Linked DNA regions of Mus musculus: all the other regions are linked to region 6. Evidence: chromatin loops called from intact Hi-C (ENCODE). Cell type or tissue: left cerebral cortex. All regions are shown on one strand. Region 1 holds the start of Gm33073 (a long non-coding RNA gene). Region 2 has its middle 12 kb from the start of Gm33073. Region 3 overlaps Gm34196 (a long non-coding RNA gene). Region 4 overlaps Gm52046 (a long non-coding RNA gene). Region 5 has its middle 23 kb from the start of Gm33073. Region 6 has its middle 180 kb from the start of Gm33073. Region 7 overlaps C130071C03Rik (RIKEN cDNA C130071C03 gene).

The links. Hi-C counts contacts between places; a loop is a spot of excess contacts. Peaks named below come from ENCODE experiments on the same cell type or tissue, not always from the same donor. Only the 100,000 strongest peaks of a DNase experiment are listed, where the experiment ranks them.
Region 1: a loop joins it to region 6, with 2.1 times the contacts of the local background. A loop is called at or near these places in 3 of 42 quality-filtered maps.
Region 2: it touches region 6 in a loop (2.6-fold over the local background); 3 of 42 quality-filtered maps call a loop at or near these places.
Region 3: it touches region 6 in a loop (8-fold over the local background); 2 of 42 quality-filtered maps call a loop at or near these places.
Region 4: a loop joins it to region 6, with 5 times the contacts of the local background. A loop is called at or near these places in 2 of 42 quality-filtered maps.
Region 5: a loop joins it to region 6, with 2.5 times the contacts of the local background. A loop is called at or near these places in 2 of 42 quality-filtered maps.
Region 7: it touches region 6 in a loop (7-fold over the local background); 2 of 42 quality-filtered maps call a loop at or near these places.

What each region holds. Positions count from the first base shown.
Region 1 is chr13:83,118,754-83,122,753 of GRCm38, reverse strand. It overlaps Gm33073 (a long non-coding RNA gene), which reads left to right and starts at 2,217. Exons shown (of 3, transcript XR_382688.2): 1 at 2,217-2,280. In left cerebral cortex, no CTCF peak of the experiment used is centred here; a DNase peak (open chromatin) is centred at 2,164.
Region 2 is chr13:83,130,181-83,134,180 of GRCm38, reverse strand. No RefSeq gene overlaps it. Among named protein-coding and RNA genes, the nearest start is that of Gm33073, 12 kb to the right of the region's middle. In left cerebral cortex, no CTCF peak of the experiment used is centred here; DNase peaks (open chromatin) are centred at 736, 996 and 2,182; H3K27ac peaks cover 1,879 bases.
Region 3 is chr13:84,756,956-84,760,955 of GRCm38, reverse strand. The region is part of intron 2 of Gm34196 (a long non-coding RNA gene); the gene reads left to right. Among named protein-coding and RNA genes, the nearest start is that of Gm34246, 84 kb to the right of the region's middle. In left cerebral cortex, a CTCF peak has its summit at 2,226 (motif pointing right); DNase peaks (open chromatin) are centred at 1,664, 2,236, 2,844, 3,859 and 1 more place; H3K4me3 peaks cover 2,223 bases; H3K27ac peaks cover 4,000 bases.
Region 4 is chr13:83,712,748-83,716,747 of GRCm38, reverse strand. Gm52046 (a long non-coding RNA gene) reads left to right here. Exons shown (of 2, transcript XR_003950632.1): 2 at 622-1,816. Among named protein-coding and RNA genes, the nearest start is that of C130071C03Rik, 6.6 kb to the left of the region's middle. In left cerebral cortex, a CTCF peak has its summit at 1,577 (motif pointing left); a DNase peak (open chromatin) is centred at 1,556; H3K4me3 peaks cover 2,938 bases; H3K27ac peaks cover 3,765 bases.
Region 5 is chr13:83,141,759-83,145,758 of GRCm38, reverse strand. No RefSeq gene overlaps it. Among named protein-coding and RNA genes, the nearest start is that of Gm33073, 23 kb to the right of the region's middle. In left cerebral cortex, no CTCF peak of the experiment used is centred here; DNase peaks (open chromatin) are centred at 129 and 2,216.
Region 6 is chr13:82,937,386-82,941,385 of GRCm38, reverse strand. No RefSeq gene overlaps it. Among named protein-coding and RNA genes, the nearest start is that of Gm33073, 180 kb to the left of the region's middle. In left cerebral cortex, no CTCF peak of the experiment used is centred here; DNase peaks (open chromatin) are centred at 760, 1,625, 1,772 and 3,275; H3K27ac peaks cover 4,000 bases.
Region 7 is chr13:83,723,618-83,727,617 of GRCm38, reverse strand. All of the region lies in intron 1 of C130071C03Rik (RIKEN cDNA C130071C03 gene), which reads right to left. Among named protein-coding and RNA genes, the nearest start is that of Gm52046, 4.0 kb to the right of the region's middle. In left cerebral cortex, a CTCF peak has its summit at 2,450 (motif pointing left); a DNase peak (open chromatin) is centred at 2,438; H3K4me3 peaks cover 4,000 bases; H3K27ac peaks cover 4,000 bases.

The DNA of each region.
Region 1 (4,000 bases), 180 kb before region 6:
TCCTTCATGTGCAATTTAAGAATATGAATGTTTGTAATTATTTCAGACTTAACACAGGCAATGGGAACACTAGTTTATTAATATGGATGAAATTATAATATTCCCTCAAAATTCAAGTTTTGAAACCCCAAACTCTGGTGTGGCTGCATTTGAGATGGGGAATTTAAGGAAGTAATTAAGTTAATAAAATCCTTGTTTTGATAGGGCCATATCTTTGTAAAATGTGACATCACAGAAGGAGAAAGGGGTTTTGCCCAGTATGCAAACTCATGCAAGGATAAAGAGAAGACAAACCTTTACAAAACAACATTTTTATTGAAACTAAATATTTATAATCAAGAAACGTGAAATTAAATGATTCTTCAAATATATGGATTTTCATTGCTAAAACAGAAATTATGTTGTTTGTTTCTTAAGTTCTGTCCTTTACTTCAGTAAGCCAGAAATGCCAGCCTCACCTAATACAGTATTATGTGGAATCTTGAGGATGGATTCTCAGCCCTCTAGATGTGTAACAAAATATGTTCTCTGTTTTATGTGTGCATTCTAAGGTATTTTGTTACAGCAGGTTTGACAACTAAGTACCATAAATATGTATACTTTTGGAGTATGCATTGGTGTACCTTAGTCCCTTTGAGAATAAATTTCAGGGCTATTATATCAGTGAGATCAAAACACTGTCAACATAAAACAGCAAAATAAAGAAAATGATTGAATAGAATATAGGTTCTGTAATTTCAAGTAGCTGTAACTGTGTCTGCATACACAGACTTCAGAGAGATGAGCCCAAGTCTTGAAGAATAGACCGCAACTTTCTTGCAAGTATGGTACAAATATATGGCCCTTCTGCAGAGAGTGCAGTGACATGAGAAATGTGATAGAACCTGTATTCTGGAGACTGTCCAAACTGCTGAACTAAAGTCAATGCCCATAGAAGGACTGGGAAGATCAGGCTGGGAAAATAGGAGCCACTCTAAATTCTGAGCTTATAAATCAGACTTTGATCTAGAAGCAACAAGGAGGACATCCTCGGACACCCGAGTATCACCTGTGACTCAAGCTTTAGGGAATCCAATACCTTCTCATGAACTCCAAAGAGACAGCACTCAACTTTCACAATCTCTCTGTCTTTGTCTCTCTGTCTCTGCCCATCTCTCCCTCACACACACACATGTACACATATACATAGAATTAAAAAAATTAAAACATTTTATCTTTATAGTTATAGGATCTGGTTTACAATTTTGAAATTTAGTTTTGGTTCATGAGAAATTGTAGTAGAATCAGCCACAGGCACAGGTCTTCAGATGGTCCTTTAATGATGTTGAACTATAAATACCTTGCAAATGGTTACTGAACACTGCCTTTACTGTTACTATCTTACCTAAAAGATTCAGATCAAAATTCCACCTGCTTCAGAGTTCAATTAAGCCTCTTTTCTTCATTACAGTATTTCCCTTGTTTTTAAAAATAAATAAATGAGCACCCCATCTATATCCATGTTCTACTTTTGTGTGTTGATTTTACATCACATAAATAGTATCCACAGTCTGAATGTTATTAAAATTAGAGTGATCCCACATAGGTAAGCTAGTGGCCTGGTGGCAAGTCTAACACTGCCTACCATTTTTTAACATTTTGCCATGTTTTTAGCTAAACCTACTTGAATTTCCTTAGATTAATGTTTCAGAGGGCAGAGAACGGAACAAGTAAGTATATTCTCTGGCTAGTTATGAGTGCCAGTGTGAATTCAGTGTGATTACTAGCACATACAAAATCATCCTTTTCTGGCCAAAAGGTTTTAGATTGCAAATAATCAAACAATGGAAGAAAAGCTTATGTTTGTGCCGTATGCACTGGTTCTCGATTTTTGTTACGTGTGTGCCTAAAGTAACTTAAAACTACCCGAGACCATTAGCCATAAACTCTCCTGAGAATAATTCATGTTCAGAAAAGACAGAGAGTTTTGTCTTATAATCAGTGTGGCTTTCTCTATGATCTGTTCTTTCTTTCATGTTCAAGCAAAAGAAAATATAAGTACCGTGGAAAGGCCCTTTTGTGTAACGCGTGGAGCCCTGAAAGGGACTTTACGATGATGTGGTTATCATGACACCAGCAAGAGTCCTGAGTCTTGTGCACATATTATCAATCTGGGAATCTTGTTACCCTAGTTACCCCAGAATGTTTCCTTCTGACTGCATTCTTTCTATCTGTAAGTAACTCTTTTACTCAACAGGGAACAAGGGGCCAGATGGCAAGCAGACATGTGCTTAAGGCTGGGTGAGTCTCATTTGTTCTCTATTTCTTGATACTTTCTGTCACTCCATAACTAACCACACATAAGGGATGCACCCTGTGGGCTGCTGTTTGCTTTTTATCTGACATATGATTATACCAATGTGTATTTGTTAAAATTATTGTTATTATGAGTTTCTCTTTTGTTATACTTGTTGTTTTAATATGCTTGAATTTTCTGAAAGGTGAGATAAAAATAAGTTCAACAATATAAACAGGTCAGCCAGAAGACAGACGTGTAAATACAATGAATGTTGCCACTTCTAATTAAGAACCTTGAGCTTGTTCCAAGAGCAGCATTACAGTTCAAAAATAATTTTATTTAGGAAATTTGTTCTGGAAAGTTTCCTTTGAGCCCCTGCCTATCAATCATGGCAATCATCATCCTTAAAGGTTGGGTCAGAACTTTTTTAAACAACTCATTGAACAAATAATTGTTAGATGCTTAATAAGTGGCAGCCAATATACCAGAAACAAGGAGCAAGACAGACATGGTTTCTGCCTTCTTAGACATTTAAGATCAAATCTGAAATGTGTGTCTGAGAGTTGGATAACGCCTCTTCTGATAAGTGTAAGATGTGACTATACAGTGACAACCTTAACTACCTCAAATGACAATTTTAAAGAAGAGATTTTAAAACATTTTGAGTAATGTAAGCATCTCTGGAGTAACTCTCAAACCTACTACCCAGTAAGAAAATCCTAATTTTTTTCACATACTGTATGGTAATATACAGATCATACATTTATGTGCACTAATATAATTCTTCTCAGACCATAAAAATGGGACTGTTAAGAAATTGTGATGGCTATTCTTGATTGTTAACTTGACTAAATCTGGAATTAATTAAGAGCCAGTTGTCTGGATAGACTTGTGAGGATTTTTCTAAATCATTTCAAATGGGAATATCTACTTTTAATACTTACGTTTTGAGGTGGGAAGATATGCCTTTCACTCAGATGTTTTCTACTGGAAAGATCTACCATTAATCTGGGCCACACCTTCTGCTAGCACCCTATATAAGTGACACAGAAGAAGGAAGCTCCGTCTTTGTCTGCTTGTTCTCCCCTTGCTAGCAAATACATTGTCCATTTGTAGTTTTAGAAATCTGGCATATACAGATTTATGGACTGAACAATTACTAGGTTATTGGGCTTTCTATTGGTAGATATTGGATTAGCTGGACCATACCTGCAAGACATTTTAATAAATTTTATTTATATAAATGTGCACAGCAAAAGAATCTTCTTTCTAGCAGCCACAGAGCACAAGTTGCAGGAAATCAAGTCAAATCCCTCATTTTAAATTTGACTGAATTACAGCAAAAATTCAAGTCCCATCCTCATTCTTGTAGGTTGAGTCAATGGCCAAAATAGGGGCATTAATGGTAAAGAACTGATCCTGTAGCTTAGGATGTGTAGGAGGACTGTATCAAAGCTGAGAACTTTGAACCTGCAGATTCTCAAGGGTTTACCTCACCTGCTGATATAGTCTCTCCATCCTTAGTGTAAGATTTCTTTTATCCTCACTCTCTGAAATATTGCCTTTTCTGCTTTTTACTTTGGAAAATAATCCTTCATTGGCTGCTAAATCAGCAATGACTTTCTCTAGAAAATAGGTGACAATAGGCAAGATAATACTGATGTCCCTTAGTGCCCACCAATAGTTGCCTTTAGACTTATAACCAGACATAAGGCAAAGAAG
Region 2 (4,000 bases), 190 kb before region 6:
ATTAACTGTTTGCTAGATTTAGTGCCCAAATCCTTTTTTTCAAACTTAAATTTCATAGTCCTTTTGATTGCACAAATATGATAGTCTATCATGTATGTGAACTACAGAGAGCACATGAGGAATAATTAGATTCACCTGGATTTCTTTCTTCCTTTTTAACTTCATCTCCACCCCCTAAGCTTCAAATGCAAATTTAAAGTATTGCTTCTCCACATACAATCACACCGTCATTATTTCTTCCTTCTTACTAAATCACAACCTTGAAAATGTGTCTAAATAAAAACAAAGAAATCACACATTTGAAGATAATTAATGCTTTTGCTTGAGAAAGATGTATCTGTTCTCCAGACATGTTTCCATGTCCACAGCAATCAGTGTTAATCACTTAGGTACCTTCAAATTCTCCATCAGATTTCACAGTTTTCTCACAGAAGTAATAGTTTGTAATTCATTAACTCTTTTCAAAGTTCCAAGAAGGAGAGGAGCAAGTCACCTAGCGAGCTATCTTCTTGACCACTAACACAGGCATATGAGAAGCCGGAGAAATGGCCAGTGAAGGGGGGGAAATGCAAATAGTCATCACCCCCATTGCTGTTTTGACACAGCAATTAGATTTGTGCAGAACAGCTAGATTGTTCCAATTCTATTCTCCCAAACATAAGTCTTAAAAAAAGAGGTTACATTTGTGACTGTAGCTCGTGGAGCATCCAATCTGGCATCCTGAAAATCCATATGTAAGCCACACTTATATCTTAAACCTGTCAAACAAATAAATGTACAGAAGCAGTAAGTTATGTACTTTATAGACTGTTTTGCCCTTTTAGAGCAAAAGCCTAATTTTCAAGTGTTGCTATTTTAACTTCTGGCAGTGCCTGGGAGATAACTGAGGTTCAAAATGTGAATTTTACAAGTAAAATGTGATTCAAAAATTGATTTACCCTGTTCTCACTACATGTGAGACAGAGAGGAGAAAGGCTGGGTGCCTGTGAGCTTCAGGCAAGGGGAAACATATTGCTAAGTACAGAAGCCGCGCAAAACTTTGCGGGTTTTCAGTTTAGACGTGAACTTGAGCCTTTCTCAGTTCAAGTTCTGTTTAGGGCCGGCAAAACATGACTTTCTGATTCAAAGAAAAGGCTTAAAAAGGCTTATAAAACAGACTTGCAGGCTTCTTGTACATCAAATAGCTTTTACACAATGGCATTTAGATGATTTAAGTGTAAATGAATCAAAGACATATGGATTGCATTTCCCTTGAAATACGCATGGGCTTTAAAATGAGGGAAAACACACTTGCCAAAATCTTTTTGGGTTGTGCTGCATCAAAAACATTTGGAAAATGACTTTAAATGTTTGGAAGAACCCCAGACATTGGGTTCAGCCACCCCTGGAGATTAAATCAGTGTCCTTCATCCAATAATAACTAGGCCCCTGTTTTGCAAAGACATTTCTTTAAAAATGTCAAGTTCCAACCCTGACACTCCTGAAAACCAAATTTTTTGAAACTTGAATTGCTAATTCAATGCGAGGGTCTTATTACCAAGTCTTCCCTAGAGACCAGGAATCCATTTTGTGTTAGTCAAACTACCAGAAGCATATTTCAGTTTTTGCCCATTTTTTTTCAAGTGTGGTTAAAAATTTGAGCTCTCTCTGTCCTGGAGGTAAAAATTAATGCTTCTAGGAAGCCAAAGGGAATTGAGGTTTCAAGCTGAATGAAAAGACTGAATGATCAGGAGATAAAAATGGGAAACTTGTTTATTATAAATGTATTCAGGCAGGATTCTGACATCATATGGCTGTTAGCATAATTAAAAAAATAAAATAAAGTAAAATGAAATGAAGGAAGAAAGGGGGGAAAGAAAAGAAGAACAAAGGAAGAAAGTAAGGTGGTAAGATGTTCTTGAAAATGAACAAGATTTTAAATGAAATGCAGAGACAAGTTAGCAGAAGCAGGTGGTTCTTGAAAGCAACTAAACACCAGTGGGGACTAAAGGCAAACTGCATAGAATCTAAGTAGTCCGATGGATGCCCAGGAAGAGACCCTGCTGAATAAATGAAACAGTCTTGGCATAAGTGATTGACAAGGTATTGGAAAGGACTAGAAAAAGAGGAAATGTGCTGATAAAAGAAACCATGCTAGAAGACAAAACCAGGAAAAGACTGAAAACACAGGGAATATCAAAAACTGAGGGAAAAGCTACAAAGACCAAGAAAAGCACAGGAAGACCATAGGGAACGCGTGACGGGCTGTTATTTAAGTCTGTGCTGCTGACTGGCTTCTGATTCTGCATGCAGCTCTGATGAGAGAGGAAACAGCTTTCAAAATTGTTTAATGACCTCCTGATAGGAAGGTTAACAGGATTATCATGCAGTTCACTGGAGAACGGACAGAGGCTCTCAGCAGGCCGCCTAGCCAGTGTGCGATTCCTATATTCTCCTTTACAGAGAACTGTAAAATCATTGTGCCACTCAAAGGAAGGCATTAGTTAGAAAGTTAGGATGCTTTTAATGAGGGAAGTTCAACATGAAAAAGAAATGAGGAAGGGAAGAAATGGGCACTAAGACCCAGGCTCCTTTAACTTCCTTCTGCCCTCCTAATTGTGGGCATATCTGGCTCTGGCAGGCTGATTCCTCCTTTGCTTTGCTCTGGTCCTGTTGCACTTCCCACTGGGCTGCTGACAGCCCAGGTAACCAGGAAGTCCTGTGTAGGTGGCAGGTTACTGCTCCTCTCTTGGGCTCCCAAGCACTTCCCTATTAAGGCTGAATACTTTCCACAGTTCTCTTCTGTGATGCAGCCCTCCCTCTAAGCAACAGTTTTGTGTTGTCAGGACCCTGTGGAGAGTTTAATGGCAAGTGTCTTTGTAATTACCCTGCCCCAAGATTTAGCAGCATTAGCACCAGCTGGACAGGAGAAAGGGACAATGGAAAAGGGAAGGCAGAGGGCGAGGGCAGAGGACCCTCTGATTAAAGCTTATCAATTAGCATCATATGAGCACAAATTTTAACTTCTACTTGATGCCTGGTCACATCAGTTCTCACATTCCCTAAATCATGAAACACCTTACTAGTAGGTATTTGATACCAGTTTATATGAAAGAACGCTCTAAAATCTTGGTGACTTTACTTTTAAAAGATTTGTTATCTTCTGGTTATATCACTATTAGTGTGGTAGGCCAATTCCCATTCTGGAATCCCATTTCTAACATTTTGAAGTCGAATCTTTTAGGACCTCTTTTGGAGTTACTTTCGTGGATTGTTGTTTATATGGATGTTAACCAGAGTATAAATGATAGTGTATTGAACTTGTGTTCATGAGTAGAATCGATATGAATTCCTACAAATGGCTAAAATTGTAACTACAAAGCATGCTGGGAAATGTAGTCTACAGTTAAGCAGTTAGTCATCTGCCACATTCATCAAGACATTTTCACCTCTAAAGTGGATTAACCCTTAGCTGTTCTTCCTTTCCTGAGTTTTCCATGTGTTTAAATGTGACTAGATTCATGAACATTCTTTCATTTGGAAACTGAGACTGAATTTTGAGTATGCTTGGCTAATAGATGACAATACTAGGATTTAACACAAATTTGTCTGAATTTCAAGTTATACTCTCTCTTCAAATTTATTCTTTTGGCATGGCACCAGGAAAAAAAATCAGATAAGAGGGAGACTAACTACTCTTCCTTGTACCACTGTAGACATCAGAGATAGCAGAATCTCAATGGCATCTAACATTTGGTTTAGAAGATCCTGCACTTAAATTGGTGAAATATTTTTCCTGGGTTTATAGAGGAAAACCCAAGTTGGCACTCACACAGCAGGGAGAGGGGGAACACAGAGGAATGTCCCCTTGAACTGTATATATGGCTTGTCAGATGCTCTCAAAAATGTTTGCTTCTCTTTTGACCAGAGTGTTGAAGAAAAGTCAAAGAAAGACCACTAAGAAAGATTCAAACTTTTCTATTAATAAAAGAAAAAAATAACATTTCTTAACAGAACCTTT
Region 3 (4,000 bases), 1.8 Mb before region 6:
ACACACACTCTATTATTTTAGTCAACAGAGAAGTTTCTGACCTGCCAAGGTTTTTTTAAAGTGATTATTTTAAGAATCTTCATTATCCCACTTCATATTATTATTGTAATATTATCCTCTTCAAAAGATAGAAACCTGCTAGATTTGAAGTATGTTTACATTAAGTCAGTAGTTATTATATAGAAAGAGACTTTTTAGCGAACAAAGTAATGCATCCCATTGTGACACTTGGATACATGCACACCACACCACTCACATGCATCCCTCCCGCATCCCTCCTCACGCTCTTTCACTGATGTTATGAGTTAGTTCTGCTTACATAGAGAATAAAGGAGAATTGTGTCTGTACCAGTTATTAGAAAAATGTCAAAAATGAACATAGTTTTTAAATGGCCAGGTTCCATGAGAAAGTTATATTTAAAAGTAATCTAAAACATCAATCATTAGAAATAATATAATAGATAGATATAATCAGCAAGCATTTCTTGAATTTATAGATATGCATAGATATAGAATATATAGATATAATCAGCAAATATTTTGTGATTAAGATTATGTTGCCATTCAAGATGGAGATAAAAGAGGAAAATAGCATTTTAAGTGACATAATTTTTGCTCTATAGTCTTTTAGAAGGTGAAAATCTAGATTTGGCATCTTTATGCATATTTGTACTATATACTATATTTGCTACATAGTTTGAAAATTAAATCTTAGTTTTGAGGTGAACATCTACTTTAAAATATATGCACCTTTGTTTAAGTTACAAAATGAAAATATGCACATTGATAGAGACTACAACTATGGCAAATGCATCAGAAAATGTTACATTTATGCTTTTAATTTCTGTCTATGATGGAATCATTGACATTGAATATTCCAGTGTATGTACGCCCACGTTTGCAAGACAAAAGTGAGGAAAAATAAGCAACAAAATTATTTTCTGCTGCAATATTACTTGAAATATTTGCAAGTACTTTGTTAGTTTATTAAATTCTTTTAAATAAATATCTGTTTTAATTTAAAGCCTGGACCAGCATTTGAGCACCACTCCACTTTGTATTTCTTACTGATCTCTAACCACTATAAAATCTGTATTGTTCTTATGTCATGAAGCCTTCGAAATATACTGTTTTATGAAAAAGAAAGAGAGAGATAGAGAGAGAGAGAGAGAGAAAGAAAGAAAGAAAGAAAGAAAGAAAGAAAGAAAGAAAGAAAGAAAGAAAGAAAGAGAGAAAGAAAGAAAAGGCTGAGGCTTTCCCGGATAAAAACACTAGTTGCTGACTGAAATCAAAGATTTATTTTACACAATTAGAAATCAGCTTTTTGTGTCCTTAAAAGGCAAATCCTTAGAAACAATAAAACTAATATAAAAATGTATGAATCAATGAGAAATAAAAGAATTCCTAAGCTTTAGAAATAAATCTCAACTAGAAAAGGAAACCAATTGTGCTACAGTATTTGAAAATGATTTATTAGGCAAAGTATAAAGAGCACACCTGGACATAGATGCATATAATGACATTTTAAAACTATTTTGCAAAATGGGAAAAATACTTTAGCTTTCAAAAAATTCAAAGTTCAATACTCTGAGGACTGCTTATAGGGCGGCCGACATCAGAAGAGAAGTCGAGAACATTTTAGGTACTGTGCCTTTCCAAGAAGGAGGAATGTAGTTATTACCGAGGAATTCAGTTATGTACCGTCTTGCTTCTTGACATTTTATATGAGTGGTGGGGAGATGGTTTATTTAAAAGAAAAGTCTCAAAATACCCAAACCAAGGTATGAAAGCAAGTGACGTTTTAATTCTTTCAGAAACTAATGATTAAAACATGCATCTGTGTTTCTTTTCTAAGTGTAATCTAACGGAAAGTAGACTGAAAACAAAAGGAAACTTGAAAAAGAATTGAGGAAAGAAAAAAGGAGGAAAAGAGAGGACCAGAAGAAACAAATTCCACTCAAATTAAAACGGTATCAAAAATTTAGCCAGGTTATTGAAGCTGATGAGATTTTTTTTGTGTCCTAAATTATTTATATGTTTTTTCAACCTCGTGTTTCTTTACTTTTCTTTCTTTTTTGGGTGGTGATGGTGGTGATGGTGGTGATGGTGGTGATGGTTGTGATGGTGGTGATGGTGGTGGTGGAGGTGGTGAGGATGGCTACTCCTCTTTACCAGTTGCTTGAGATCCCCGGGTCTCGGGGAGACTTCTCAGATGACCACTAGATGGCATGAAAGCACTGTATTGGACCTGCTCAGCCGTCCTGCACTGCGCGACATTGGGGGTTTATTCTTTTCAAGCTGGGAGCTCAGTGTTAATCATGTAAGATGCCTTTTCTTTGAGAAAGATCTTTTTGTGTCGCATGACACTTTCCAGGACACAAAGGGAGTATTCTGTCCTCCTTCCACACACACTTAGAAAATGTCGGATTAAATTTGGAATAATAAAAATCATGTCAGTGTTTGCTGGGGTTTCCTGAGAACTTTACTCTCTTCCCTTTGGGGGATAGTGTGCTATTTGTTATGCGGTCTACCTTAATAGGTGGACAGAGCAGTCCCTTCACCACTGTGCCTGCAACAACTGCAGACAAAGTTTGCACATTTGCAGTCATATTTCTTTTTCTTGATTTTTTTTTTTTTTCATCAAAATTTCTCTTGGTTTTTCTTCACTTATGCTGTTAGGGTCTGTCATTAAGGACTAATATGAAATGCTGGATTTCAAACAGCCGTGGCAAAGGAGACAATCCCCTTTAACACTTTCTACCAGCCAGGCAACGCATGTCTTTGTTCTTGCTTCGCAAATACGTTTAAAGTTTTTGCCTGGTCACTGGGCCGCTTTCGTCTTTCCCTCCACACTTGCAGTTGTAGTTTTATATGTGGAACATTTCCTGTTTCCCAAGATACATATCAAATATCTCTCCCTGTTCGTCCACAACAGGAACAATTACCATATCCCTTCAGATGTTATCACTATCTGCCTTCACAAAATGTCCATTGTAGACGATGTTTTGATCTTTGGATAAGTGCCTTAATTTAAAATAATGGCAAAAGGGTAAATTAGGCCTCCATGCTCAACAGCGCATGAATGACAAATCTGTTGTGGTTGGGGTATATTTTTGATATTCCTTTAAACGTCTCATAGCAGATTTACATGGGATCAAAAATGATACTGCGCATTGACAAACTGAAGTGCATAATTTATTTCATGTACTACTGATACTACTATATAACCTACACATTTAATTTTACTTCTAATGGCTTTACAATTTTGATAGATATGAAATCATGTCAGTTTAAAATCTCACAGATCTGAAGTTTGGGGGGGCTGTTTTCAGTATCCACCTTTGTAAAGCTTTTTATCCCGTGTATAGTATCTGAGAATAAGATAATTTGTTGGACATATTTTCTTAGCTTTGATTTTTATAAATTTATCAAAACTACAGATTCTAAGAAGACATCTATATAAAATATTTAGTAAAACAAAGATCCAATGATATAATCATAGCTCTTTAAAATGTAAATATGAGGGGAATCAAGGGGTCCCATGGTGGTAAAACTTTCTGCACAGGCAATGTTGTGTGCAGTATGCTCTCTGGGTGTCTCTAGTTTGAGAAAATTCCACTTCATTTGTGGTGTTAACGTACGGCACGGTTAATAAGTTATGTCTTCAATTTCTCTTATATTTGATTATATCACTTTTAGTTTGGATATAAACCCCAAGTTCTTAGGATTGTTTTAACATAGTGAGTTGCGACTGATCAATAGAAAATCAGAGACAAAAATCAGAAAACAGGACCCCTATACATCCAGAACTGAGATTCCCCTCTTAGGCTGTCAGTGTGATAGGCATACAAGACTGATACCATAGCACATTTTGCTTCTCACTATTGACCATCGAAGATGGTGATCAGCATGCGGTTGCTCTGCTTGGAAACAGACTGGGTGAGCTTTTACCTTGAGGAACTGCTCATTTGGTTCTATTTGAGCTCTTGCAGAAAAATAC
Region 4 (4,000 bases), 780 kb before region 6:
GCTGGCTCCTGAGGGGATGTTTCAAGGATCCTCCCATACCTCAGTTTAGGGTTATGAAATACAAAATGATGTTTCAAACCCTCGGAATTCACTCGGGCGGTGTCCGAAGTCCTTCGGTGTTCTAGTTTCTGCGAACTTCCCGATCTCCCCCTCCCACCTCAAGAAAAGTGGATTTTTTATTTGCTGCGGGGGGGGGGCACTTCTCCCGCATACCCTAATCTGCGTTCTTTTACCCCCTACCCCACCCCGCTTCCATACTATCGATGTGCACTTTGTTGGTGCTCATGGCCTAGCGCATACATGTAGTTAGAGGTCCGACTGGGGTCCCCCTTTCCCCTGAAGGCGGACAATGCTTCATTAAGTATCTGCCATTATTAGTCCAAGAGAAGCCTTTATTCCGACCACAAATACGCATCGTTTTTCCGCCCGTGCCTGAAAAGTTTGTGGGAAAGGAGGTCGAATGCCCAGGTCTTCAGGGGACCAGATAACGAAAGTCCAGTTCCTAAGCTACTAGGAAGTTCACAGTCCGCCTCCCCGTGCCTACTAACTTTCAGCGCAAAAGATCTCAAGTGAGGCAAATCTTTAGATCAGAATAAAATTTTCCAATATTTTCCCCCGAAGGAAATTAAGAATACTTGCAGTGATCCACCACAGAACACCGCGTCAAAGGAGCTTATTACGGCGATTTACGGTTTACGACCAAGTTGGACAGTTATGTTGGAATACACTCAGGCTTCATTTTGCACAGTTCTTAAGAATTTCGTTGAGGCCTGAAGCCAAGGCTCAGTATACCCAGTTCATAGGAGGAAATCTTTTGGGGACCTTGGTTGAAAATAATATAAAATTAAAGCTAGATTCCAGATATTCTGAGGATCTCAAAAAGTAAAAATGCGCATGCAGCAAGAGTCAGAGAACTTCCCAGGACACGTCAGGCCATCTCATGTACACAGGGTCGATTCGTGGTGTGCATCCCTCATCATTACCCGCTTCTTTGCTGTTCTGTATCAAAGGACACGAGAAACACTGTCGCGTATACCCTTTTCTTCTAGCAATTTCAATGACCTCTGGGAATGTCACTGTACTCTACGCCCTTTAATAAATAATCTGCCAGTACATTCGTGTGCGCCTAGAACAGTGTAGACCAGCGACCTTCTTGTATAGCGACACGGGCTGGTGAAATTCTCTTTAAGGACCAGGATGCTGGCGGGGCCAGAAAGCACTCTGCCCAGCCTGGGAGAGCTAAGAAGTAAACCAGCCCCACAGAACCTGCGTTCTCAAAGAAAGCTTTCTTCACAGCAGTTTTGCAAGCCCCACCCAATAAAAGTTAAAGCACTATACCTTGCCCCGTGTTACTCTGCCGCCTGTTTCCCAGTTTGGACATGCTGGAAGTGTTGGATTTGGGGAGGTTTGCTTTGGCTGGGTGTGTAAGTTGTCTATATAAGCTCTGCTGCGAGTACTGTACAGAGGAACCCGCCTTGATGGACTCGGGTGTTAATTAACGGGAAGCTAATTTGAGCTCCAGGAGCTGGAGGCAGCGGGTCGAGAGGCGAGCCGCGAGGGGCCAGTGACCTCTAGTGGACAAAAGAGGATATGCAGCGCGAGTGAGTAGGTGCGCCAGCCTGCAGGGAAGAGAGAAGGGAGCTAGCTGCAGATCCGAATTTCTCCCAATCTAACGCCAGCGCCAGCGGGCCACACAAATGCACGATTTAAAGGGGCAAAGAGAAATCAGCAATAGATGTAAAATAAGGGCCTTACCTTTTCTGAAGCATCTAAAACAAGTGAATAACACACACACACACACACACACACACACAGAGAGAGAGAGAGAGAGAGAGAGAGAGAGAGAGAGAGAGAGAGAGAGAGAGAAAGAGAGCGCTTCACCATTCTTTAAGGCAAACGACAGAATGTATGCAGAAAGGGTTTGGAAAGTATTTAAAACTTTACTTTCTGAACATAGAGGAAATTTTAAAGCTTCTGTGAGACAAAGTGGTCAGATCATGAATAGAGTTCACCACACCTGTTCTTGCTTTTAGAAAATGTTCCAGCTTAACTGGATCTAACATGCAAAAGACGCTTTTTTTTTTCTTTCTAACTTCGTATTCCCCGATCAAGCAAGGCTGGACAAGATGGGAGCAACTGAAGCACAAAGCCTCTTGGCTTAAAAATAATTTACACAATGGCTTCTCCCTCCAGCCACATTTTATCAGTTAGTTAATTAGTGTTCTTAGTTATTTTGAAAAAGATTGTTAAAAGCAAACCATAAACCTTGATAATTTAGGCTGAATTCTTGTAAAAAACAAACAAGAAAAGCAAACGAACTTTTCATTTTGGCTTTCCCATTCTTCAGAATGCATCAGAGCTCTGGAGGTGGCTTTGCACCCTGCATCCCATCTCAGATCTCAAAGGCCCCCAGTCAGACTGATGTTCTGACCTCTCTCATGTCCTGCGTTTGAGCCCCCTCCCCACTTATGCTCCAGTTTTCCTTCCTTGGGCATTCTTCATAATCCCTAAGCCAAAGTATGAATTGGTGGTATTCTAAGGCACTAGGAGCCTAGTGAGTCCTGTGGGTAACCAGGTCTATGATCAATTGGGCAAGGACACCATGGTGTGCGGCGTTTCCTCTTCCAAGAAGATGATACATGTTCACTGACTAAGACGGTGTGGAACACAATCATCTTGCTGCGTTCGAATTTACCTCCAGAATATTGTTTGGAGTCCTGTCTGGGAACAACCTTGAGTGGGGGTATCTTTGGTGGAGAGTACAGAGTTTGGTCGCTGGTCGCTGGAGAAGGAAGAGAAACCGGCAGCTGAGGCTGGACAGCATTGCTTTTTTCTCGGAACTTCTCTTTGCTTTCATTGAGTTGCATAGGCCAAAGGAGCGGAAGGTCGGCCGGGCAAGGTTGTTGCTGTTCGGAGCACCTCTTAAGAAAAAGAGTGGGGGAAGGGCCGAATTTGAGAGATTAGGCGCTCCCACATCCGATGGACCGGAGCTCCAGCGAAAGTCCAGAGTATAGCCTACCCTAGGGGCTGGGTGTGTCACATCCTAGTGAGGGCAAAACTGAGAAAGGCGGGATAAAGATGAGCCCACAGACACAGAATATTTTAAAGAGCTGTATTTCTTTGCGGACCAAAGAAGACAGATTGAAAGCTGTTGAAGCGAAACATCGCGTGAAAGTCCCACCGTTAAATCTATGTCACAACAAAACATAGTGTTAACAGATTAAATTGAATTGTTAAAAAAAATCACCAGTAAATTAACCAATAAACAACTCAATTTCAAAGCACACACATTTACTTTTATGTCTACAGACATAGTGAGAATGGTACCCAGAAATACTATGTAGCATTAGAGTGAGACAAACCTAAATACTCCAGAATCAAACAAGGACCATGACAAAAAAATCCTAAAGCAGAAATAGATTGTAAGGAGTTCCTGCTTCCTGTTTTAACCTCTGCACAGCGGAGGAAGGGACTGAGTTGTCCTTGGCACCATTAAGGGGCACACAGGATGGGTCTCTCTGGATTGGCAGCAGCACACATAAGTCACCGGGACTAGAGTTAGAGAATCCACTATGCCCACGTCCTCCTTAATAGCCTGTAAAATGGAGTCCCCAGGCTTGGGCTCACAAGACTTTTGTCATTTATAGTGGCTGTCAGGATGCTCTTTCTACCCTCTCTGCCCGTGGCTCAGTGAATGATCTTTTCTGTATAAGCTAGAACTGAGCAAGGTCAAACTGACTCAACAGACCCCAAGGAACCCTCCTCTCAGACCAGAACATGCCAGGAGTGCTGACTGTACTTACCCAAGTAGTCAGCTATGAGAGTTCCTTCACAACAGCCCTTTGGTCCAGGTTGCTATCCCTGGCGCTGGTGGCCTGTGTACAGGTCATAGGGTTTACCTCTCAATTTGCAACACTTAGGAACTTAGGAACCCTGCACTGCCATTTAGGGGCTGCCTTCTCAAACAGTTGTGCTGAGAACATTCCCAGCCTAGAAAGAT
Region 5 (4,000 bases), 200 kb before region 6:
AATACACCAACTTGTGTTCAGCTTCACTCTTTCATGATAAAAACTCTCCTTCAGTGAGTAACTTGTTAGTGGTTGTCCATCCTGTTAGACTAACCCATTCTTTGTGTATTTCCTAGAAAGTCATGCATGGTACTTATCTGATGTTTGAACTGACTCTTCAGCTAATTTGGAAATTTCCTGGACATTCTGTCTCCCAATATATCCTTTTGTTCTAAAATTTGTGGTTTAGATCTCAGTGACATTTATAAAGTACAGTGCTTGATCACATTCTTTCTGTGGGTGCTATGTTTGGAGGTTTTAGTGATTTTGTTTTAAGTTTTCTAGTTCTGTATTCTGCTCTGTACATTTAAGTATCAATTTTGCTAGATTAAGAAACACCCAGAGACTCAGGTGTGATAGCAAATACTTGGTATCCTGGCAAACTGAAGACTGATGTGGGAAGACTCAGCGCCCCAGGCTACCTAGACTACATGTAATGTATTTTGATGAAGTTTTAGGATGAAGAAAACTAATTGAAGACAGAGACAAAGCAGTAATTTTAGCAAGGATAAGAATCATGTAGGAGATAGCCTCAAGAAATATATACAGTCCAAAACTATGAGGGTGCTTATTATTTATATGTTAATTGTTTAACTCTTAATACAATTTGTTCATTTAACTGTGCATAGAAAACACATCCTCTATGAGAACAGAAACATTGTAAGTTTTAGTTATTGATATATCCCTAAACTCTACATCCATGTCACATAGAGTAAGCACTTAGCAGTTTAATTTATACCTTAGTAAATGAATTTATATAAAATATTTTGGTGGGGTATGAATTATCTCAGCATTCTATTTAGAGCCTTGTGAAGACAGAAACTATACTTAAGTGTGGGCAGTTAGGTAACAAATTTGTGGCTGGCCATTAGAAGAGCTATTTAAAAGATCAGTGTTATCTGACAGATTATGCACTACCCTTCCCACCAAAGCAAAGCAGAATATAAGCAAAAGACACGGCTAGCAGAGGCATCATGTGCAGATTTTTAGAGATTACCTAATGTGTGCCACTACATATGTTAAAAGTAATTTATGGAGGATAGCAAGGTGGCCTGTTAATGCACTTGGTGAAGGAGAGAAATAACTCTTGGAAGTTATTCTTTGACCTCCTCATGTGTTCTGTGGAATGTGCATACCCACACGCACACAAAGATACACATCACAAGCAACCAATAAACCAAAGTAATTTCTGTACCTTAATTAGCCTTCTGCAACAATTCTGATGACTACTTTATTGGTATTTTATTTGCCAATGCCATCAGCAACATAATCACCATAATTTCCTATCCATACACCATCAATATTGCACAGATACAGACACACAGACACAGACACAGACACACACACACACACACACACACACATACACGCACACACGCACACACACACACACACACACACACACACAACACATAAATACATACAAACTGGCTTACCATTAAGAAATAATGTGCAAATACGATGCATATATAATACATATATCCATAACTGTTCCCTCATGTTGTTTGTATATTTAATCAATATAGTCACATTATTTGTATACTTTTGGAGTTTGCATTTCAACGATTTTTGAGGAACACCATGTTTTCATACACACTAATTTACCTGGTTTGTTTTACTGCAGTCTGTCTTTCCATTGTACAAAACAAAATCTTGACTCTATTTGACATGGCTCACATTTGTCTTTTCAATTCTGATTTTCTACTGCAGTGACCTCTTGAAAATTACATACACACACACACACACACACACATACACACACACATACACACACACACACACACACACACACACACACATATATATATTAATTCATCTCTGCATCAAGTGCTATAGTTATTTATCTTATTTGATGCTCCACTTTGTCTTGAGTCAGTGAAAGTACACTTTGCTAGATATCATTAATTAGTGTTTGCCACTTAAAGGTAGGCATACCCAAAGCCCTGTTTTTGCACTCTCTCATCTCTCATATCCTTAATGATGCAAATTTATATTCAGTTTGTTTCCAATGGTCACTGGACACCACCAGCTGGATGTCATACTTGACCTAAATTTGCACTTCTTCCTCTCAAATTTGTTCGTCTTTCTCTGCTTCCTATTTAACTGGCTGCGGCACCATCTTAACAATCATTCAGGCTCAAAAGCTTGGAATGATTTATAAGTCCCTTGGGCCTCATCAGTTGCCAAGACCTGCAAATTACTGTTCCATTCATTCTGCCAAATTGGTTCCTACTGCTACTACCCTAGTTTAAGCACCATGACTTCTACACTTTTCACAATGGCATAGCTTGTTTTCCTGCTTCTAAGTGTCTTTCTGCTTCCTAGGCATCCTGTATCCTGCTTGATTAATTTTCCTAACGCACAATTCTGTTCATAATATTTCCCTGTTTGAAAGCTTTTAACAGCTTTCTGTTATTGTCAAATAAACTCTATCCACTTTAAGCTGGAATTCTTGCTTCTCTGAAAACTGACTTGTTTATTCCTTCAAACTTATTACTGCTTTATTTAATATGTCACATATGCCTATCAAATGGAATATATCATTGCTTCTTTACCTGTTTGTGTACTCTAGGTCAAAGTGGGACAATAAGCCACTGTAAAGTCTTTCTAAAAATGATGAAGATTTATTTCTCACAAACTATATGAAGTACGTTCATCTTGGCAGAAATTTCTTTGTTTACTGCAGCCACTTCCAGGTTGGTATGGGACCATCCATGTTCTTCACTGCTGCTGTTTGGAAAGCATGTTAGAGGATTCTACTCTAACAGATGCTATAGCAAGAGAATGACATAGATCACTTTAACTGACAGTTCACTGACCTGAATTAATTACGTTTCTAATTGATCCTAAGGCACACTCAAAAATCCAAACAAGCCATGTGAAATAAAAAAGACTCCTGGTCCTGTTGGACAGCACTAATGGCCACTCTTATCCTTATGTTTGTTTCTAGCATTTTCTATTGATGACTACTGCTCATCAAGCTTAAAATGCTTTGCATTATCTGTTTGCCTTGCATGTGTTGTCTATTCTAATTCCCAGTATAGCTCACATTTCTTCAATGAGTTCTTTGTGGGGTTTTTCAGACGTTTATTCTTTCTCTGCTCAATTTTACTATAGTCCCTAACTGTTGAAATAATTATTTATGGCTTGGTATTTCAAACTTACAGACCAAACCGTAAGCTTTATTCACCATTGAATAAATGATCATTAGCAGTGAACACATGAATTCATAAATCCAGTTAGTGTATTGTGATCACTTATAGCTCTGTTATTGGCAGGGGGAGGAAGGACTGGTTTCTATTACTTATTTATGAGGAGAATATTTTATTATTCTCACTATGTGTAAGGATGGATTCTACACACACATATAAAACGGTTTCTACATGTATGGTATATGTATATTTATATATCTTATGTATATACATATAGTTAGCAGATCTTAGCTTGTATGGTACAAATATAGAGTAAATTAATTATGAATCTGCCTTATTCTCACTCTGAAATTGCTGGCATTGCTATTATAACTCTTTTAACTCTTCTTTTTCTTTTGACAAATGTTTTATTTTACCATGGCTCTTGTATAGTAATAAGATACATAGTCTAGTGTTGTTTCATAAGCAGAACATTTTATAGACTACCTATAAAAATATGAGAAGAAAAGATAAAACAGTGATGTCCAATTGTCATACCTTTCTTATTCCTCTGTCAAAGTGTTATTGGAAATGTTGCTTGGCTATGCTACTGTAGTAAGATATAATGTTGTATTGGGAGTCTTGGGAGAAACATAAAACCTGAAACAATCCATTCATTCTACTAACATGGTTACTTATGCCAAAGCAGTTCACATGTATAATAGTTCCTTCAATAACTGAAGTTGGAATCAATATTTCTCCAACAGTACACCTGGTCTGCGTTGATTAAGTTCTCATTCACGGGTTAAATGTCATATTCTTTTAAAAGC
Region 6 (4,000 bases):
TGTATGTCACTTTGGATTATCATTTGGCGCTGTTGAAGCCAGAACAGTATGAGCTTCAAACTTGGTTTTTAAAAAATCTAATTAGTATCAACTGAAAAACAAGATCCCCAAAGACATTTCTTTCTTACTTTTCCTACTACAAAAGATGATTGGTGATAAAATTACTAATTTGTGAATTTTTTTTGCTTAGACAAAACTGTATTTGACACATTTAAAGCATATTATTTTTTACTAATATACACATTTTCTTAAACTGTGCTTTAAAAATGGGGGAAATTAAATTAATCGAAAAGTTTGTACTGGTTAAATCCAGTTAGTATGGGCTGGAATGAATGAAAATAGAATAATTGAAGGCATTAACTCTTCCAGTAGCTCTCCAGGTAAACCTGGAGAAGATGGTAATCAATAAGGAAAATTTGCTAAGAATTATTTGCCTGTTAGGTTTTTGAGTGAAAGAAATGCAAAGATAATATAGAAAATCTGCACTGTGTGATCAAAATTCTTTTTTTTTCCTTTAGCTACTTTAAATTCCAGTGGGCAGGCATATGCAAAAATAGTAACTGGAATTTTCATCAAAATTAGTAGGAAATTGTATTTCTAGATACATGTATACACATTCACATGTGTATATACATCCATAATAACATGCCCACGTGTAAAGACACAAATGAACTTATCTAGAAGCTATGTGGAAACTACAGAGGTAAACTAGTACATGAAATCATGTACACTATGAGAACTGACTCACCTAGATGTAATACAACCACCATCAACCTTTTTCATCCCCTGCAAACACAGTCCACACAGTCTGCAGCGCTTCCTTTGCAGGTTTATTTCATGGCCTGTGAAACATAAACCAGAGATGGATAGAAATGATCATTGCTTTATTAGGAGACTTCTCAGAGCAGAGAAGCATAGACGAGAGATGAAAATGTGAAGGAATGTCACTGCTCAGAAAAGAAAAGGAGCAAAATGATTCAAGAACACGTGGGAAATTATCACCATTCCATAGCATCTTAGCATTTGTTAGTACATTTCTGACAAATGAACACTGTAGGGTAAAGATCATCTTTAAAGGGTAAAAATGTTCAGGGAAGAAGGATGTGATCCTGGATCTATTTTAAAGAAACTAGAGAAATAAAATATTACCAATGACTAAAGTGTTTAGGAAAATCTATTATAGGTCATGAAACAGTGAATCTTTAAAGCATTTTTTCTTTTACTTCAAAACTTAATAATATGTTTGTATGATAAAATATTGAAAATCATTTTAATAGTTGATAGAATCAAACTAGCTAATTAGTATCTCTTTGCTATATCTTAACATTATCTCATATTACTAGTTATTTATCTTTTTTTTTTTTTACTTTTGAGTGTGTTTGTTTTTGCATAACACAAATCTTATACCATTATCACATTCAAATAAACAAAACTGTCTTTAAGCTGGAAGTTTTGTGTCATAAATTTTCTCCAGCAAATTCTCCTGTAGAGAAATTCTGAAGAGCTTCAATGAATTGCTGTCACAGACTGAGCAATGCAAGTTTAGGAACTGCTTGCTACTGTGATGTGTGCTCAGAGATCAGTGGGTACAGCGTGTATGTATGTACACAGACTTTCTCCTTTTTGCCTCTTACCAAATTAGATACCACTACTTTATACCCATAGGATAAAAATGCTGGGATAGGCAGACTAAAATAGTGATTGCTCACTGACAGGGACAGAAATCAATCCATTTGATCCCCTCTGATCACAGAGAAGCCATTGGCCCTCATAGTCTTCTGAATGTGAGCACAGCTAAGTTACTGCTCTCTACCATACAGAATCTTGTCCAAGATTTGGCTTACTAAGTCAAAGTGAGCTCACGTCTTTACTGAAGTCTTTATGGTATTGTGGAATAAGAGTAGACTGGGGCTGGAATTCACCTTGAAATTATGTGTCTTTCATGGTTCTCCTTGGATTCTTGCCTTTCAATACAGCATGGTTATGGACCCCATCCCCATCACAAAGTTGTTAGTGATGCTTCAGAATTCTAAGATTCTCATTGTATTTTAAGTCTTCTTGCTAAGAAATGTGATATATCTCTTTAAAAATATTTTTTTATATTTCTCTTTTTAATCCGTATTAGCTACCTGACATGTGGACTCCTTAATGAGAGTCCAAGACAAGAAAAACAGTTATGAAAACTAAGTGAAAATATACTGTGGAGTTTAGTTAATCATGATGTAGCAATATCCGTTCATTAATTGCAACAAATATACCATACTAATAAAGGATGTTAATAATGTGTTAGATTAGAAAATCATTTTTAGACATATTTCTTTTTATTCCTACTTTCTCTAGAAAGTCTTTGAGAAAAAAAATAAATGCATCCAACAGACTTATAAAATACTTGCTTAGGTGCATTGTATTATACTGAATTTGCAGATAATTTAAAAGTAGAGTGGTCTAAATGGAACTTACTAACTGCATATTCTTTCAGCAGTAGGTCGGATAGTAGAATGACTTTTAGGAAGATCCCTACTGCTAACGACAGGTGTATACATAGAAACAAACTCATTCACTCATATATTGCAATTATAAATGCTACACAGCAATACACATATGCACTTATATGTGATTATTAAAAATATTATAGTGAAACTGCCATACTAGCAAACGTCTAGCAGTATTCAGTTCAACTGTTTGCAGACATCATACTGAAACATTTTGAAACAGGAAAGTATAAATCTTACAAATATTTTTAATAGTCTTTTGTATCCGCATTCCTGTTTGTGCTATTAAAGAAATACTTAATAATATATAAATCAATGTACATGTAACCTTTACCTTTGTGAGTGGACAAATCATGTGATCTTATAAACATAATAGGAACATACTGAATAGTTAAACTATTTAATTGAGATTTATCTTTAACTCAGTGCATTGCAAGTTGTCTTTATTTAATGAGTCAATATCTTTTACTCCTCTTGCTCATTTGTGTGAAATATTATTTTATCATTGCTTTGTAACTATCACTAATATCTAAAGTGCATATTTATATCCTGATATATAAATATAATGGGCTGTCAAGTGTAAATGTCCACGAACTACCACTTGTGGGGAACAGTCTTATATTTTTGCTTTCCCAAACACATTTTTGGTCCCATACTCTGACTGAGAGTCCATGTTTCACTCAAACAGAAGTCTACCCTGATATTCTGGTCCATTACATAATTCTCAGAAGCTGGGAGAGAGGCATTTGCATCATTTCTGTTCCCAGATCTGTTCAATATATACTTCCAGTCTGTCATGCCTGAAATTAATTTTTTTACAATCTGGATCTTTACTATATGCTAAAAATTCAGTACAAAAAAGGACTTCCTTCTGCAGAGAGTATGTAAGCCAGAACATCGTGTTCCATCTCTATAATGAAACGCACAGTTCCAATCAAAAGGCAAATTTTTGTTTCAAAATGTTTGAAGAGAATAATGCTTTAAAGAGTTTCAAATAGTTACTTTACAAACATGAAAAGATTCCTATCGTGGAATGTATTTTGACCTAGATCATATAATGTGTCGTAAGCTGAACAACTAGTTTATTTATTGCTATTTTTCCCTCCGTTTTTCATGTTTCCAAGTAGGGAAACAAACGTGAGTAACCTCAAAAATAGTTTCTCTCATAACACTTGCCCAACCGTCTGGCTGTTAAAAGGTAAACTAGCTGTCAATGTGTATCAGTGGCTTTTAAGCAAATTTACACACCATTTTGACATTTTAGCCAAGAAACTTTGAATCTCACTTTAAAATTGTGTTTTCTATTTTTTTTAAAATAATCTCTCTTCTTAGCTTTTTCAAAACATTTAAAGAAGGATAGCTACTAAGGCACATTTCAATACCAGAAAAATAAACCATGATATCATCAAAGAAAAAACAAAATAGCTTGAATGACCTGGTAAACAGTGTCCCTGGAAAACACTTTTGCTGTTGTAAGAAATGGTTAGTCACACGTGTGGGTGAACTTC
Region 7 (4,000 bases), 790 kb before region 6:
CAAATGCATGTGCACGCGCGCTGTGTGACAAGGGACAGAGAGAGGTACACCTCTTATCTCTGATCTCTCTGTAATCTTTTCTGTTTCTAATCTCCCTCATTGGAGTCACCATCGCTGTGGTGTGCACACTGTGGCTTACCCCGAGGGCCCGTGGCTTGGTGGTTTCCTGGCTCGATGAGTGCTGCGGTGGAGGGTGGGGAGCGCCGCTGCCGCCGCTGCCGCGGGTCCGGGTGCTCTGTCCCAGCACAGCAGCAGAGCGCGCGGTGTCAGAGCCCCCCTCCCTCCCGCCTTCAACCCCATCCTCCCCTCCCCTCCGCTCTGTGCCTCCCTCCACCCACCCCCATCCCCCGCCCCGCATTACCATATGGAGGCCGAGTCCCTGCGAATCACAGCAGCAGCGGGCGGTATTTGAATAAGCCCCGCAACCCTAGGCGGACCCCAATTCCTCCACCAGCAGCGTTCTCTGCACATAGGGCCACCGCGCTGGTCTATAACCTGGTAGCTACGGACACCTCCCTAAAGTCCCTAATGCGCGCAGGGAAGAGGGCCAGATTAAGGTGCTGGGCCTCCCCCTTGCTATTTTCGTATTAACTTCACTGATAAAAACAGACAATAAATTATACAAGAAAGGAGCGGGAGAGAGAAAACAGCGAGAAACAGAAGAAGCGAGGGAAAGTGGGAGAGGCGCTATAGAGGAAGGAAGGAAGACAGAAGCAAGAAAGCAGAAAATGAAAGAGTTGAGTGAAACGGAAATCGGATGAGATTGGTACAATATAAAAATATATGAATCTGAGCATCTCAAGCTAAAAATACCATCTCATTGAACTTCACAACCTCCAATTAGAAACGTGTCCGTCCTACCCCCAACCCCAGAGATGAATCTGCTGCTTCGATAAGAAATGATTTTTTTAGAATTGTGTAAAAGGCATAAGACTTTAAAGAAAGGAGCCGATTTTATGAAAGGGCAAATGCAAAGGGCATTTAATGAAAATATTTACGAACTCTTGCTAAATTTCAGGCTCTCAGTGACTACGCAGCCTCTTGCGCTGCGGGTCCTGAAATGGTAAGGCCTCAGTCTTGACACCAGAACAAAATTATTCAAACATACTTGGGACTAAGTGGAATTTTTTTTTCCTGTCTGCTAGTTTTATATTTGTTAGGGTTTTCCTCTCTACAAATGTTTTAGTTTTACACAAAACCACAGCAGTATGTCTTCTTCTTCTTTTCTTTTTAAATCACATAGCAACCTCTTGATTGAAGGCATTATCTTAGAGTCAAGTTAAATGGACAACTACTTCTATTTCCACACTACCTCTTGCGATTGCTCAAGACCGTGAATTTAGGGTGGCTCCTGCCCTCTTCCCTTGCCACCTTTTAACAGAGAAGTGAATTCCCTATGCAAAGAAATCCTGATATCAATAAAATCCCCAGACATCTACAGGATGCAACCAATGTAAGTGCGTGTCATGGAATCTTCAAGCCAAATGCCCCCCCCCCCCAGACACAAAAAGAACGCCTCTGATTAATAATCGCTTACGCCGCATACTGAGCCAAAGACAGGGGGCCGCAGGACGCCAGAGAAAGGAACAGAATTTTCAATATCCAGAATTTCAGTACAGATTCCAAAGATGAGGTAACCCTATCTAGTGAAGATTAATACTTAGTAAATAACGGTTTGGGGTGGACAGCGGGACGTCTAGTGTAGTTCAAGCTTTTCTCAGAGCAAAGGGAGGACAACGCAATCACCCGACATTCTGCATACAGCCCTGTAGGTAAGACCGTAGGTAACTCAAAGTCCAGGCCTAGCACGTTCTCTCTCTCTCTCTCTCTCTCTCTCTCTCTCTCTCTCTCTCTCTCTCTCTCTCTCTCTCTCTCTCTCCTTCCTCCTTCCCTCTCTCTTTCTTCCTCCTTCCCTCTCTCTTTCTCCCTCCCTCCCTCTCTCCCCCTTCCCTCCCTCGTTCTCTTCCTCCCTCTTTCCTTGTCTTTTGAGATAAGGATATTAAAACTCTTTTTGTGAGCGGTTCCCGCGAAGCTAGATTTTGAACCTTTTGTTTATTTTAATTTCAAAGTCGAAGTACAGCCGTGTGTGAATTCCTTAATTTAGGGTTTTTTTTTCCGGGGTGCTCCAGATAGCCCCGACGCCACCCTAGGCTTGGGGAGAGAAAGGAAGGAGCGGGTGAAGCGGGCTCCCCGCTTATTCCAGCAGGGCGGCCTTTGGGCCCCACCAATATTCCTCTCTCCTTTCTCTCTCCATAGGCCCACCAATGTTGCTGTGGTCGCAGCCAGGAGGACTTAGGTCAGGGGTTCTAGAAACAAAATAAGGGAATTGCCATATCCCCAGAGCTCAAAGACGTCTAGGAAATCACCCGGGCCAGAAAACTGAGTGGTGCTAGGGGCCAACGTCGGGCTCCAGGGTCCTGCCAGCAGGGAAACAGCGACACCTACTGGCCCTTGAGCACCTCGCTTGGGTCGTCGGGGCGGCCCTGGCCTGGGAGAACCTGCATTCTCTGGACTTGGGTGGCTTCAAGATCTTTATGTTCAAGACACTCTGGACTTCTATAGCCATTACTGAACAAAGAAAGAAAAAGCTATAGTTTCAAGATGGTCCTAGGGGAGCCGCAGAAGGGACCTGATAACACAGGCAATACACACAACCTCTATTCGAAGATCCTTTCTTCTGGAACCCTGGGGACCTGCAAATACTGTTGACCACAGCCAAAGCGAAATCCTAATTTACTTGAGTCTATATTACAGTCCTCTTCATCACCGTACCTATTTCAGCGCCAAACGAAGACTGCATCTTTACAAATGTCCGGCACCATAGGCCTGTCATTTGTTTAAGTCCTTTGGGATGCCATTTGCACCTTTATTGTACTGACTTCATCCAGAAATTGACAGCTTTTCTTTTCTTTAATTCCTCATGTTAGGACAAACTTAGAGAGAGGGTGATGTTTTTAACACACACACACAAACACACACCACAAAGCATCTATAACAATGTAGATATGTTAAAGAATATGCACTTTATATAACATATCTGAGTGCAATGTGTGTATTCTAGACTTTGTCTTATGAGTTTTTTTTTTTCCCCCATACACCAAATGGTCATTTTCTGAGTAGATGTGGTGCAGGTGGGCCGGGCACTGAGTGGAGGAGGGAGGGGACCCAGCAGCCCCTCCCACTCTCTATGTTTCCTTTTCATGGGCCAGGTTCTGAGCAGGCAGGGGCCTCTGAAACCTTACTGTGGTTCAGATAACTAACCTGTTCAAATGCTAGGGCAGATGCCTTCCTCGTAGAACACTGGAGCATTTGAAGCCTTTGAGGTTTCAATTTAAAATGTCACTTATTAACAAATCCCAGTTTTTAAAACAATGAATGCACCTGTTAATCTAAGGTCAGGATTTCCTATCGAATACCCTTAGCTGTAGAATAGTGAGTGGAACAACGGTCTAAAATATCTCACCCATGTGGGTAAGAAGCCTTGGTATAGCCAAATTATTGTCTCCATTTTGAATAATTGCAAAGGTTTGCTAATTACATTTTTCTTTAAATAAAACAGGAAGCTCTTAGTTTCCCTAAAAACAGATGATTAAAATATAGTTTTCTATGTTCTTTTTATTTATTTTTTTAAAAAAAATCTCCCAACTGTTCATGAAGTCTCAGCTCATTTTTATAAATGCAGTTTTTGTTCTAATTTTCTTGAAAGTGGATAGGAGTATGTTCTGTAACATATGCACTCAAACCTTGAGATAGACACTTAGCAATCTGTGTGGTGTGTGGTGTGTGAGTAAACTCACATTGCTAATACTGAATAAAACAGAGCTCTATTCCTTCTCAATGAGCCTTATATCTTGCTGAGTATTAAGGTTTCTTCTTGAAAAATGAAGCCTTCATAGGAGAGAGAAGGAGAGGGAAAAGACTGCAGAACAATTAGACTATACTGGGCAGACATACACCAGGCAACCAAACCCAGTTCACAGGGGTTTTTAGGTCTTGCAAG